2 separate regions of the Mus musculus genome follow, and region 2 is linked to region 1. Evidence: chromatin contacts called from ENCODE Hi-C or POLR2A ChIA-PET data. All regions are on one chromosome and are shown on one strand. The core of a region is the stretch at or near the end of the contact, and the rest is flanking DNA. Distances in the headings are between cores, read along the strand shown. Region 1 holds the start of Il23r (interleukin 23 receptor). Region 2 holds the start of Tacstd2 (tumor-associated calcium signal transducer 2).

What was found. Hi-C counts contacts between places; a loop is a spot of excess contacts on that map. ChIA-PET counts read pairs that join two places held with the same protein, here RNA polymerase II (POLR2A).
Region 2: a map of T-helper 17 cell shows a loop between it and region 1 (2.5-fold over the local background). The contact joins the promoter of Tacstd2 here to the promoter of Il23r in region 1. A Hi-C loop is called at or near these places in 1 of 37 maps with a recorded cell type or tissue (T-helper 17 cell). POLR2A ChIA-PET finds 5 or more read pairs at or near these places in 2 of 5 experiments (Patski and embryonic stem cell).

What each region holds. Positions count from the first base shown.
Region 1 is chr6:67,487,734-67,494,948 of GRCm38, forward strand. Il23r (interleukin 23 receptor) reads right to left here and starts at 4,122. Exons shown (of 11, transcript NM_144548.1): 1 at 4,036-4,122; 2 at 2,934-3,036. The coding sequence starts at 4,047.
Region 2 is chr6:67,533,154-67,540,368 of GRCm38, forward strand. Tacstd2 (tumor-associated calcium signal transducer 2) reads right to left here and starts at 2,669. Exons shown (of 1, transcript NM_020047.3): 1 at 906-2,669. The coding sequence starts at 2,553. The coding sequence ends at 1,600.

The sequences.
Region 1 (7,215 bases), core at 2,872-5,371:
ATGTCTCAGCAAAATGGCGACAACATGAGTTCGAAAGCATGTAATTTCTTTTTTTTTTTTTTTTTCCATTTTTTATTAGGTATTTAGCTCATTTACATTTCCAATGCTATACCAAAAGTCCCCCTTACCCACCCACCCCCACTCCCCTACCCACCCACTCCCCCCCTTTGGCCCTGGCGTTCCCCTGTACCGGGGCACACAAAGTCTGCGTGTCCAATGGGCCTCTCTTTCCAGTGATGGCCGACTAGGCCATCTTTTGATACATATGCAGCTAGAGTCAAGAGCTCAGGGGTACTGGTTAGTTCATAATGTTGTTCCACCTATAGGGTTGCAGATCCCTTTAGCTCCTTGGGTACTTTCTCTAGCTCCTCCATTGGGAGCCCTGTGATCCATCCATTAGCTGACTGTGAGCATCCACTTCTGTGTTTGCTAGGCCCCGGCATAGTCTCACAAGAGACAGCTACATCTGGGTCCTTTCGATAAAATCTTGCTAGTATATGCAATGGTGTCAGCGTTTGGATGCTGATTATGGGGTGGATCCCTGGATATGGCAGTCTCTACATGGTCCATCCTTTCATCTCAGCTCCAAACTTTGTTTCTGTAACTCCTTCCATGGGTTATAATCTTGTGCTACATAGATTATAAGCTTTTAAGCTAGCTAGGAATAGACAATAATAAATGAGAGCAGGTGAGATAGCTACCAAGCCTGGAGACATAAGTTTGATCCTTGGGCCCCACATGGTGAAAAGGGAGAACCACATTGTCCTCTGACTTCTCCCTGGTGCCATGACACACACTCTATTCCACAAACAGATAAATCAGTGTGAAAAATACTTCAAAAGGAAGTAAGAAATAGACGTGTCAGGTCATGGTAACATATGCTTATAATTCTAGCATTTGGGCAGCTAAAGCAAGAGGGTAGAGATTTTGAGGTCAGCCTGTGTTACACAGCAAGTTCAAGGCTAATGTGCAAAATGTAACTTGGTTTTAGAAAAACAAGCAAAAGAAGAAGATGAGGATGAAAGAGGGAAAGGATGGAAGAGGAAGAAAAATAGGGCAATATCAAGTAGGTCAGCATGAGTTAAGTATAAGGATGGCAGACAGATTTATGAAGTTCTCTATTTCTTTTTTTTTTCAAGTAAATACCTAGCTATTTTAAATAAGTTTGATAATTAAAGTTTAGACAAAACATAATTCCATGACTCATTATGAAACCATTTTTAGAACACATAGAAAAGTGTCAAAAGACTTGGTCACATGTCCTGAGTTTTAGAAATGACTTTTCAGAACATAGTGAGGACAAGTTGGTGAACAGGAAGAGGCAAACACAGATTGTAAAAGAGTAGGTCATGTTAACTTGTTAGTCCTGAGTTTTCTTCTTTCTTTTTTTAGAGAGGTTCTCACTTTGCAGCCTATGCTGGCTTTGAATTCACTTCCATTCACGTGCCTCAGTCTCCTGCATGATGATAATATAGATGTGAGGTACCTTGCCCAGCTCATTGAATTTCTTAATTATTAAATTGGTTAGAAATGTTAAACTCATTGTAGAAGTGTGTAGTACACTTTGAAAAAGTACTTGTAAAACTTTTTGTTTATTTAATGATTAATTTTCTGGTAGACTAATTTTGCTATGTGTAGTAGGCTGTCCTTGAACTCACACTGTAGCTCACTTGGGCCTCAAACTTGCAGCAGTTTTCCTGTCTCAGCCCCTTGAGTGTCAGGATTAAGATGTGTGCCTCTGCACTTGGCTGCTAAAGCTATTGAAATGTAATAACACCGTCCTAGTGAAACAGGATGTATGTCACCTTGGACATATGTCACCTGTATTCTATTAAAATTGTCAGAGTAGAATGGACAATAGTTCTAGACACTGTCTAATGCCATGTCTTATCACAGTCTAGACATTCTCTAACACTATGTCCTATCACAGTTTAGGTACCATGTCCTATCACAGTCTAGACACTGTCTAATATCATGTGTACTCATCATTTGGATGTATAATCAGTCAAGCATCTGTCATCTTTTTGTCTAAACCTTGTGGGAAAGCTGCTAATCTGACTCTGAAGTGTTCAGTTATCTTGCTGAAAGGTTGTATATCTAGATCTATAGCTCCAACATAATTGTGTCCCTGCCTAGAGATGAGCAATATAGTCAGTATGTCAGTATGGTCACAAGCAAGAATGACTTACAAATTTATGAAGCATTTCACATTCAACAGCAACAGCAGCAGCAAGAGAGAGAGAGAGAGAGAGAGAGAGAGAGAGAGAGAGAGAGAGAGAGAGAGAGAGAGAGAGAGAGGAGCAAACAAGTTTGTCACTATTTTGGATCACCTAGTCTGAAAAATGTCACTGACTCTTCAGAATTCTGTGTTGGTATTATCTGCCTCCTGTTATCTGTGTTCTTGCCCAGGAGACAGCTGCTCCCAACAGAAACTCCAAGATGTCAACCATACCCTTGCTTAAATTTCTGCAGTCTCAAAGAACTTGTTTTACTGAATGTTTGTATTAATTATAAGACAGAAATAACAACAGTAAAATAATAGTGTTTAACAGGGACTAAAAGCTTGCTGTAGAGTAATCATCGGTAAGTAGTTCACAGAGCTGCATAAGTAAACGCAAGCTTTGGCTGAGTTATATAACAGTTATGCCAATCATAAAATAGAACATGTCAACTCAAGACAGCCTCCTATGTTGAAAGATTTATGTATGACAGAAGAGTGCCCGCTTGGGTATCTGGGGTTAAAAAAAAAAAAAAAAGAGCAACCTGCATTTGAAAGGAAGTTGGATTATTTTTAGTTTGTTCCATCCCATATTAATTTTTCTCTAATAACTTTTGCATTTTCCAGATATTCTGACATAAGTGCTTGAAAATGATAATCATTCATTGTTCTATTTGTTAAATGAAAATATAGATAGATACACAAAATACTCTACCTCCGTGACACCATCTGAAGAGCACATAAAGGGCTATCACCACATGCAGCTGAAGTGTGAGGTGACTCATGTCCCAAATGTAGTAGAAGCCTCTCATTTCTCTCTGGAGAAAGATGAAAAATGTTTATATTTATATTGTAACATTTTACAGAGATAATGAGCATTACATTGCTCATAATTATTAAATTTAATGGAATCCTTGCATTCAAAATAACAGAAACAGGGCAGATAGAGGTCACATTCTGTAAGGAGACTCATCAAAAGGCAGTTGAGCAGAGCATCAGGGTGGAATGTCAGCCTTCCAGCATCACCGCAGATTATTCTCGGAGATCACTAGATACTTGTTAAAATGTAGTTCCTCCTGTTCTATTGTCCTTCATCAGGCAGCTACTCTCTCTCTGCTGTAACTCCTGATAATCAACAGTTAATGTCTGACTGGTTCATATCTATCATGGTCTGGAAGACCAGTCTTTGATGGACAAAAGTTGGGAAAAGCAGAAAATTTCAGAATTCCTAAAGATAAATGGGTAGAAACTAGAATTAGGCAAAGACATGTACTATGAAAAGTCAAACCTACGGGGGAATCCTTTCATCTCTAGGGCTCAGAAGAGACCTGTGATGGAAATACAGGAAGACACTGTACCAAGCTTGCACCAGGAGACTTGCTCTCCACTCATCAGTTTAGTTGTAGAATAAGTCAGTTGTTCAATAATAGTTATTATTATTGTTTTGGTCAACTTAGTTAAGCTCAAGTTTTCATATTAAAGAACTTCAAAACATAAGTTATGGCTCATCAAACAGCATAAACCACACAATTACACTTTTGTAGCTTATGAATATGGGGAACCCTTTCTTAATTTCTGATAATGAATCTTCCTCTAAGAGGCAGCACAAGCTGTAGAATTGCCCCACCAGACATTAACTGCTCACCAGAGAGGTGAGCATCAAAAGAGGTGCAATTGGCAGTACGAGAGACTTGCCGTTCATCAGTAGCATTATAAGAAAGAATCACAGAAATCATAAAAGAAAGCAATTTGTCCTGCTTCTTTCCGAAGAAAAGCACAGCTGCCTCTATGTATCTCAGGAATTAGGGTCTCCTTACCTCTCTTTTCATTTGTTTGCATTACTTTCTCTCTTCAGAATCAAGCCGCTGCCCTCCTGGCTGTGCTGTCTTCTTTCCCACTGCCTGACTGTTAGCATTTGCTTCAGGCTTTTACCTATGAGGCAAATGGAAATGTCAGCAGAGCCCTGACCTACATTTTCATTTCTTGAAGAGGAACTCGTGTCCATTTCATAATGACTAGTTGTCATGTCACTATTTGGAAAAACCCAGATTACTGAAAGTGAGCTGCCTTGTCAGTGTTTTTTTCCTTGCCTTAATTGAAAACAGAGTCTTCTGCAAGAAGTCAAACAGGTCAATGGTGGTCATGCACATTTTAATTCCTGCACATAGGAGACAGAGGTAAGCAGATCTTTGAGTTCAAGGTCAACCTGGTCTATGGGAGCTCTAGGCCAGGTGGTGGTTTGAATATGCTTGGCTCATGGGAAGTGGCATTATTAGGAGGTGTGGTCTTGTTGGAATGGGTGTGACCTTATTGGAGGAAGTGTGTCACTGTGCAGGTGGGTTTTAAGGACTCTTGGTGTCCAAGCTTCACCCAGAGCAGAACAGAGTCTCTTCCTAGCTGCCTTCGGATCAGGATTTAGACCTCTCAGTTCCTCCATCACCATGTCTGCCTGAAGGCTGCCATGCTTCCCGCCATGATGATAATGGACTGAATCATTGAAACTGTAAGCCAGTCTAATTAAATGTTGTTCTCTCTAAGAGTTGTCGTAGTCATGGTGTCTCTTCACATCAATGAAACTTTAACTAAGTCACCTAGGTAGAGCTACATAGTGAGACCTGGTAGCAAAACGAAAACATCTTTAAAAAGAAAATGTCAGTCTATGAAGCAGTTGATTTTTGTACCTGCAACATACACTGGAGTTGGGGAGAATAAGGAGTGCAAGAGGAGCATTGGAGAGAAACCCTCTACTCCATCCAGCGTCTCTGGAGGTCATGGTTAACCCGAGGTAACTAAGGAGGCAGTAGCACCACTCTCTCCTGTCAGCCTCATTTCCCAACCCTATACTCAGAAGCTTGTTGAGGCTTAACACAGACACCGTGCTTCCCCATCCAGAAGTGGAAGGTTCTCTGTGTCAATCTTCCCCCTCGTTCTTGAGGGCGAATGGTGAGTGAAAGAACAACAAATTTTAGCTTGTGAAATTGTGAGAAATGAGAATGGAGGGAAGCTATATATGTACCTCCAGCCAAAGACATAAAAAGGAGCCTAAGCCAGGGCAAGGGGCATCTTACAAAGGTAGAGGGGACAGATCTTACGGCCCTGTAAATCCTGAAGATTGCCAACAAATGCCAAGAGGAGACAGGGAAGACAGGCCTGGATTTGGAGGAAAGGAAAAGTGGAGCAGGGAAGCCAGCTTTGCAGCTTCCTGTAAGTGGCAGAGTGACTGCTTCATGTTCATCCCTTCACGTTTTTCCTTGTGGTTCCTGTACTGGCTGGTTTTGTGTGTCAGCTTGACACAGGATGGAGTTACCACAGAGAAAGGAACTTCAGCTGAGGAAATGCCTCCATGAGATACAGCTGTAAGGCATTTTCTTAACTAGTGATCAAGCAGGGAGGGCCCATTGTGGGTGGTGCCATCCCTGGGCTGGTAGTCTGGATTCTGCAAGCTGAGCAAGCCAGGGGAAGCAAGCCAGTAAGTAACATCCCTCCATGGCCTCTGCATCAGCTCCTGCTTCCTGACCTGCTTGAGTTCCAGTCCTGACTCCCCTTGGAGATGAACAGAAGTATGGAATAAACCCTTTCCTCCCCAACTTGCTTCTTGGGCATAATGTTTGTGCAGGAATAGAATCCCTGACTAAGACAGTTCATGTGGTGGATTGAATGAGAATGGCCCCTTGGACTCATGAACTTGGATGCTTGGCTTCTAGTTGGTGGACTGTCTTGGAAGGGTTAGAAGGTGTGTCCTGAGGGAAGGTGTGCCACTAGGGGTGAGCTTTAAGGGTTCAAAAGCTAGACCAGAGAACAGGAACAATCTTGATGTCCCTGCCTCCAACTTATTGACTCAATGGAGCTCTCAACTACTGCTCCAGCACTGTGTCTGTTTGATTGCTTGCTTCCAGTCGTAATGATCTAACTCTCTCAAACTCTAAGTAAGCCCCCAAGTAATAGCTTTCCCTTATGTCAGAGCTCTGACTAGGTGTGATGTAATAATGTTGCCTGGCTGCTTCCCCTCAGAAGTAGTCACTGGAATGAGAGCGAAACATACACTCCTATCATCCAAAAGAAAATAAGAAATTCCTCCCCTACAAGGAAAAACAGTCACGTTCAAGAATCATCAGTTTAGAGCTGGGGAGATGGCTTAGTAGGTTAAATGCTCGCCATGACTCTGATCCATTTGTAGCTCTTTTTTTTTTTGGATATGTATAATTATATTTATTAAGAAAAGTTACTTAACATTTGCTTTGAATATTTTTGGATATTTCCAAATAAAATCATATTTTTATTTTTTTTCCTTTTTTATGAATTATTTTACTCATAATAAAAAAAAGAAAAAATACTTTAAATCTCAATGGGAGGCTGAGAATCTCTACTTCAAGGACAGTTGGGTTATAAAATGTTTAAAAATAGTGTGGGAAATTGAACAAGACTCTGTCTCAGAAGCAAAAGAAAGCTTGTGTCTGGAAATGTGGTTTAGTTGTTAGTAGTGCTTGCTGCTCTTCCAGCAGACCCATGTTCGGTACTTAGGATCCGCATAGTGTGTGCACTTAAAACATTGCTGTGCTCAGACTCACTTTAGGCAATGAAATTGTGATTTCTGTGGATAAAATGTGGATATTGAGACCTTTTACCAAAGCCTCCTAGATATCTGGAATAAATAGCCAAGCTAAGAACCACAGGAAGGATCTTGGTCCGGGACCCGCCGAACTTAGGAAATTAGTCTGAACAGGTGAGAGGGTGCGCCAGAGAACCTGACAGCTTCTGGAACAGGCGGAAGCACAGAGGCGCTGAGGCAGCACCCTGCGTGGGCCGGGGACAGCCGGCCACCTTCCGGACCACAGGACAGGTGCCCACCCGGCTGGGGAGGCGGCCTAAGCCACAGCAGCAGCGGTCGCCATCTTGGTCCGGGACCCGCCGAACTTAGGAAATTAGTCTGAACAGGTGAGAGGGTGCGCCAGAGAACCTGACAGCTTCTGGAACAGGCAGAAGCACAGAGGCGCTGA
Region 2 (7,215 bases), core at 1,419-3,918, 44 kb after region 1:
ACACTGCGGTGGCTGGGCCGCTCCCTTTAGCCCTTACTCTCTGCCAGACCAGACTGACTGGTTCCAGCAGCTCACCCAAAGGAATTTGGGTGGCCATCCCTCTCTGTGGAGTACCGCCCCCGCCTCCCACCCGGTGCGATAACATCAAACTGCACCCGCCTCTGGGCTAACGAAAGCCAGGAGAGGAAACCGATACTCGCCTGCCCGCCTAGGCTCCACCTCTCGCGGCTTCCATTGCTAGGCAACTACACCTCTCACCTCTTGGGAAACACTGGAGAACTAGCAGTAAATGTTAGAATTTCAGGAAAGTATCCAGAGCTGCTACCCCACCTCATTCTCCCATGCTTCTCTCATTCTCCCAACTTCTACCTTTAGGTTTTTCCTCCCTTTTGCCTCCCCCCTTCCTCCAACTCCCAATAGCAAGCCTTTATACAATCTGTCGCCAGAAAGTGTGTGCCCTCACAAAAGAAAAGCAGACTCTCATTCCTACTCTTCAGAAGATGAGTCTCAGAGACCTGAAGTTGCCCAGTCATTTATATCCTAGGACTGCTGGGGGTGGGGGGTGGGGGTGGGCTTTGCGCCTTCACGTGGTTTAAAACCCACAAAGGAAGGTGTGCCTGTTAATAAGCAGGCAAAGGCTGCGTCCATCTCCCACTCCTGTTCAGATCTGAAGGCGGTTAGTTTTAGCAACTTCCTTCAAAGGAACAGCAACCTCAAAGTTTACATTTTTCCCTCTACCCACTGCTGAGGATGGGACCGAGGGCCGGGTCAGATGCGAGGCAAGCACACTAGCCCAGTCTCTAGGAAACACCAGAGTATCAACAGTAAATGTTAGGATTTCACAAGGAAGGAAGCATTAGAATTTAAAATATAAAATTCAAGCATTAGACAAAGGAGAACAATAAAATGATATAAATCTGGAGGGATTTTTCACACAGCCTATCTTTTTAGGTGTGCCTTTCCCATATTTTATTAAACTCGAGTTGTTGTTTTAAAAAACAGCAGCATTATCAAAGACACATCTGTACAAACATTTTACAAAAGAGAACTCTCTAGGATCAGCTACATCAAGGACAAGCAGAAAAATAGATGCAGTCCAACAAAGACATTGAAAATGACTTCAGACGTTGGAAATGCCTTTTCTTATACAAACGATGGCAGATGAACACTGCGCAGGATCAATTAGTGAGTGAACTGCTCTTCCTTTCCTGAAGGTTGGGAGGCAGGGAGCGAATGGGTCACCAACAACCCGGATAGCCAAATCGCCGCTTTCCCATTTCAAACCGTTTAAGTCTTTGGGTAGATTCAAGTCGCTGGGAAACAAGTGGGCTGCCTGGCACTAGCTTCTTAACCAAGCTATCTAGCCTTTGCTTAACTCTCCCGGTCAGGTTTCCAGTGACTAGACAAGGAATTTCAGAAATGCGTCCTTAAAAAACCAAGGGCGAGGGAGGTGACCTGAGCTCAGCATCTAGAGAACTTGTTTGTGGAGAGAGAAGGAAGAGGTCAAAGCTGGGAGGAAAATTACCTCCTGACTGAGAATTAACAGGCCAACCCATCTGGTCTGAGGTGCCGAGGAAGTCGGGGCATCCTACAGGAAACCTACAAGCTAGGTTCGCTTCTCATCTCCCCCAGCTCCTTAAGCTCCACCTTTTTGTATTTGCCCGACTTCCTCCGTTTGGTGACCACCAAGACCACCACACCAGCCACTACCGCTACCGAGACGACAGCGATGACGGCAATGACGCCGGCGGTGAGGCGCTTCATGGAGAACTGGGGGGGCTTCTCGTCCAGGTAGTAGATGAGCGTCCGCTCCACATGCAGGGGTTCCCCACGCACCTGCACGTCCAGGCCGCGGCGGCCCATGAACAGTGACTCGCCTTTAATGTCCCTTTCGAAGTAGTAGGCGGCATCAGCGATGTCCACGTCTCTCAAGCCCTTCTGCGACGCGTTCTGCCGAAGCTCTATCTGAATGGTGGGCTCCTCATAGTGTACCGCGGATAGGAAGCTGGGGTGCAGCTTGTAGCGTTCTTGGAAGAGCCGCCGCAGCTCGGAGTCTAGGTCAGAGTGGTTGAAGGCTCGGTCGGTCGGGCGGTGGCGCAACTCAATGAGGATGTGGTGGGTTCGCACCACTTCGTCGCAGCGCAGGCTTTGGTCTCCCTTGTCCGTGCGGCGCACGCCCACCGAGTTTACGCACCAGCACACCGAGGTCTGGTTGCACTGGCGCGCCTTGAAGCGGCCCTTGTCGTCACACTCCGGGTCGTAGAGGCCATCGTTGTCCAGTATCGCGTGCTCGCTCGGCATCACCAGGCTGCGGCCGCTCTTCCGGGCGCTCATGCGCGCCTTGAGCAGCAGGCACTTGGAAGTTAGCGTGGAGCAGTCGACCAATACCTGTGAGCCCATTGCCCGACATTGGCAGACCCCGCCTGGGCCATTTGTGTCGCAGACCGTCATCTTGTTGGTGGGGCATGTACAGTTGCTCTGAGCCGTGCAAAAGCGGGTCGCCATCGCCAGCAGTAGCAGTAGCAGCGGTGCTAGATCCAAGCCCCTCGCCATGGTGGGGTGGAGTAGAATGGACCTCCAACTACAGACCAGAGGCAGGGATTCTGAAGGATCAGGCTGGGTAGGACACTGCAGGCGACTCCTGCCGGGCTTTTCCCTCCAGCTCTTATAAGCTCCTGTACCTGTAGGACTGGTTAGCTAGTGACTCACTCAATGGAATTTGGGTGGCGCTCCCTATTCCCAGGTCCCGCGGAAGAAGCCGGCAGCCCTGAGCTGCCTGAGATAGAATCAGGCAGGGGAGATTGCTCCTGCCATCTGCTGACCAAAACCCCATAGAGGAAACCAGTACTTACCTGGCCGCACCCCTCCTCATAGCTCAGAACCAGGGCGTCCCACCTTTCCTAGTGCACCTCAGGAGTTTCTCCAGAGGCCCAGCTCCCGACTCTCACGTCCCTACAATTCCAGACCCCATAATCCCGTACCTTCTTTTTCTCTCAACTCCTATCTTCAGTTTCGTTCCTTCCCTCTCTTCTTGCTCCAGAACACCTTATAACACAGTTAAACAGTTCACTGACATAAACCTGATCACATGCCTTTGTCTGTAAACCCTATTCTAGGTGAGATGGTGCAGCTGAGGCAGGGAGACCTGAAGTCACCCAGCCACTGATTTCCCAGGATTCTCCCTGGGCTTTCTGCTTGGCTTTAAGAACTATAAATGAGTATTTACAAAAACAAAATGTTGCAGCATCTGAAGACAGGCTAGTTAAAACAATTCTATTGCTACATCACCTGCACAGCACAATCCAGTTGTCATGGTGTGCCACATATGAAAAGTCCTATTGAACAATGCATATGCCTGTACTTGTGTAAGATAAATGAAAAGAAAAAAAATTGTAGAGTAAGCCAGTCCACTAGGAGAGATGTACAATTTGATTCTAAGAGAGGCAATTTTTTATTTTCTTTCCCTGTATTGAATGATATAACGAGAGAAGGGAGCCTGTGAGAAACTGTGCTTCTTTAATAGGATGAAGGAGCGACACTCTCTTTTAGAATCTAGAGAAAGTCCACCGCTCAAAGCTGTGGTAAAATTAACAATAATTAACAAACTATAATTATTTCCAGGCCCACCTTCAAAATACATTTTATATATATCAGCATTTAATGTACGCCACTAGAATACTGAACAAGGGTGTCATTTGACTCATGGTAGCCAGTTGGGCCTCTCTGCACCATTAATTTTCAAGCAATTCCTGAGGCAGACAGATACAAACATATTATTTTGTCTTTACAGACAGAGGAAGTCGAGACACGAGGGACAAATGCTTACCCAATAGCAGTAGGAGATCTCGGTACACACCTCTGATTTCTACCCCCACTGTCTCTTGAACAACTAGCTTATCCTGTCCAGCTTCCACCCACCTTGCCTCAGAGAAAGATCTAAAGCACAAATGTGTGCACATCTTCTTTTTTGTTGAGAATACTCTCTCTCTCTCTCTCTCTCTCTCTCTCTCTCTCTCTCTCTCTCTCTCTCTGTGTGTGTGTGTGTATGTACAGGTAAGGAGACATCTTGGCTCTAAGAACAGAGTTCATATTTTATGAACTGGTGCACAGTGCCAACTGCTGTCATAGTTACTGCCATCATCATTGTATCCCTGCAAACTTCTCAGACGTCCACCAGCCTTTGCAGAGTTTGGTACCTAGAATCTCCTTTTCTTTATCTGTTTCAGTATACAATTGTGATTTTCTGCTCAACTCCTTGGTTACTTTCAGGAAGCTTTTTCTGATACATCCCTCCCACATCCACTCAGGAATATGTCTTTTGCTTTTACTTCCTTATTTTTTGCATCCTAGGATTAGCAAAAAAAAAAAAAAAAAAAAAAAAAAAAAAAAAAAAAAAATTACCCTTCCTGGGTCTCTGTTGCCCAGAGTAAACTGGGTACATCAGTTTCTGGCTCTGTTTCTTAGATTTTTTTTTTTTCCTGAGAATCAAACTAAATATACAAGGCAGTGAATGGTAAAGCTTGGTAAACTCCAAGACAATGTTATATTCTGTTAAAAAAATTATCCCATCTCCTCACTTTTCAAGTGATTTGCTGGGTGGTCACAATCTACTATCTACTTGTAATACCACCTCATTTTCATTCCCCTGAGTCCCAAGCCATATGGAGGAAAGCTAGTGGGGAGGCAGTCTCAGGGCTGATACATATAGGTAATCATGTGTTGACTACTTAGTTACCTCATGGGATTTTGTTACGTACTGGGAGGAGTGGAAGTGCAGGCATCCAAGCCTGGTATTCTCAATGTGAAGCTAGAGTGAGCAAAGATGACCTTCATATCCCCTGGCTCCCTTCGTTAATAGCTGGTCCTACCAGGCTTTCTCCAACAGGCACAAACCGATCCAGCTCGGATTCTCTCTTCCTCTAATTAAAAGCAAAATCAAGTGCTAGCTTGATTAATTTCTTTGTGTTTTTATTGTAATGTAGAAATACTTAACAAAAGTTTCCCATCATTTCAGGATTGTCCAGTGCTTACAAGGGGCAGCAGCCATGCCAGATTACTGCATCCCTGGCACAGAGTATACAGGAGGCACTAGGTACTGCGTGTTTAATTCACAGTGAATTGTGTCCAGAATGTCACAATATTGATATGACACTCCCTAGAGTGTACATGTGAACTATTTAAGTGTTTATGACCTGGGAGAGATTAATATCACCACATGTGACATCTTTGATTACCATCCCTACCTTAGTCCACCTTCCAAATACATAGTTTTAAGGAAGACTAGATAATGGCGCCCTGAGATTGCATCTACATGTATGCCTGAACACAGAATCTTAATAGTCTTGTGCCTGTAGAAAAGGAGACTATGTTCTGATGAAGGACTGCTTTAGAGATTAGAGTTAGGATTAGGGTTTGGAATGGCCTTTTTATGTTTAGTAGGTTCAATGTTAGGCTTAGAGTTTCTGGTTGGTCGTTAAGACATGTTAGTATTAAATTTAGTGGTTAGGGTTCAGGTTAGTGTTACAATTTGGGTGGGGGTTATGTTTAAGGTTGGTATTTGGGGATTAGGGATAAAGCTAGGAGATAGAATTAGGTTTAGTGTTCGGGTAAAGTATTGGGTCAGTGTTGACTTAGGGTTGGGGCTGAGTTCACTTTAGAGTTATGGTTGGAAAGTTAGGGGTAGGCTTCAGTTTTGGTTAGTGTTATCAGGTTTTGGGCAGATTAGGGTTAGGAGTAGAGAATGAGTTACTGTTAAGGTTTGAGTTTTAAGGTTTGTTTTTAGGGATTACTGTCAGGATTACAGTTAAGGTTTAGTTCATTTGGGTTAGGTTGTAATTAGGGTTAGTGGTAGGGTTCAGAAGAGTTTAGGGTCAATGGTGGGTTAGGATTAAGTTTAAGGGTTAGGGGGTTAAGGTTAGGGATACTGTTCTGAGTTATTGTAAGGCTAGTGTTTGTTAGACAGTTGGCATTGGTAGGGATACTCTTCGGAGTTATTGTAAGACTAGTGTTTGTTAGACAGTTGGCATTGGTAGGGATACTCTTCGGAGTTATTGTAAGACTAGTGTTTGTTAGACAGTTGGCATTGGTAGGGATACTGTTCTGAGTTATTGTAAGGCTAGTGTTAGGAAGTTGGCACTGGGATTATGTTTATGTTTAGATTTAGTGTTGGTTTCAGGTTAGGATTAGAGTTTGGTTTGGGGTAGTATTGGAGTGTTAGGGTTAGGGCAACGTTTATAGTTATATTAAGCTTATTAGTGTTAGTTTTAGGTTTATTGTTAGGATTATATTTTATATAGGGTTAAGGTGGATCAGATGCAGGGTTAAACTTAAGGTGTTGTGAGGGATAGTGGTTAGGGGCAGAATTAGGGTTTCTGGTTGCTGATAAATGTCGGGCCAGTGTTCAATCTAGGGTTAAAATTATGGTGACAGCTAAGATTTGGCTTTGATGTCAATTTAGGTAGAAGTTAGGTGTAGGCTTAGAGTAAGGTTAGAGTTATGGTCAGGATTAAGGTTAGATGTAAATGTGAGTGTTCAATTTGCCTTGGGATTATGGTTAGAGTCAGAGCTAAATTTAGGCTTAGGACTCAGGGAAAAGGAGAGTTTAGTATTAGCTTAGGCACAGAATTTGTATTAAAAATTGCCTTATGGTTAGTTTTAGACTTAGTTTTGTTGTTCACATAGATGGTTTTGGCTGTGGTCTCTTTAGGGTTCTTGTATGGTTATGCTTAGAAATATCATTAGTGTTTGGATTAGACAGGGTTATTTATACTAGGGCTAGGCTAGGGTTAGGGTTATGTCTGTGGTTAGTATTAGGGGCAGAGAAAATTAGGTTCATTTCTAAGATTGTTAGAGTTAGAGGTATTGTTTGAGTTATGGTTTGGGGGTTAGTGTTAAGACTAGAGAATGTTTTAGGTATATTTCTAAGATTAATGTTAGAGTTGGAGATAGGCTTAGAGTCAGTGCTACATTGTTGTTAAGATCAGTGTTTATACTGAGGTTAGGTTTAGAGCTAAGTTTAGGTTTATGATTCAGAGTGCTGGGAAAGCCATTGTTAGGAGTATGGCTATCGATAGCTTAGGGATTGCTATGAAATTCTATAAAAGCTCTGGCTATTGATACAAGAAGAGTTAAGGTTAGTTTTAAATGGAGTTTTGCTTGAGCCAGTGCTAGAGTTCTATGTAGGGCTAGAGATATACTTAGGGCAAGAGTTTGAGC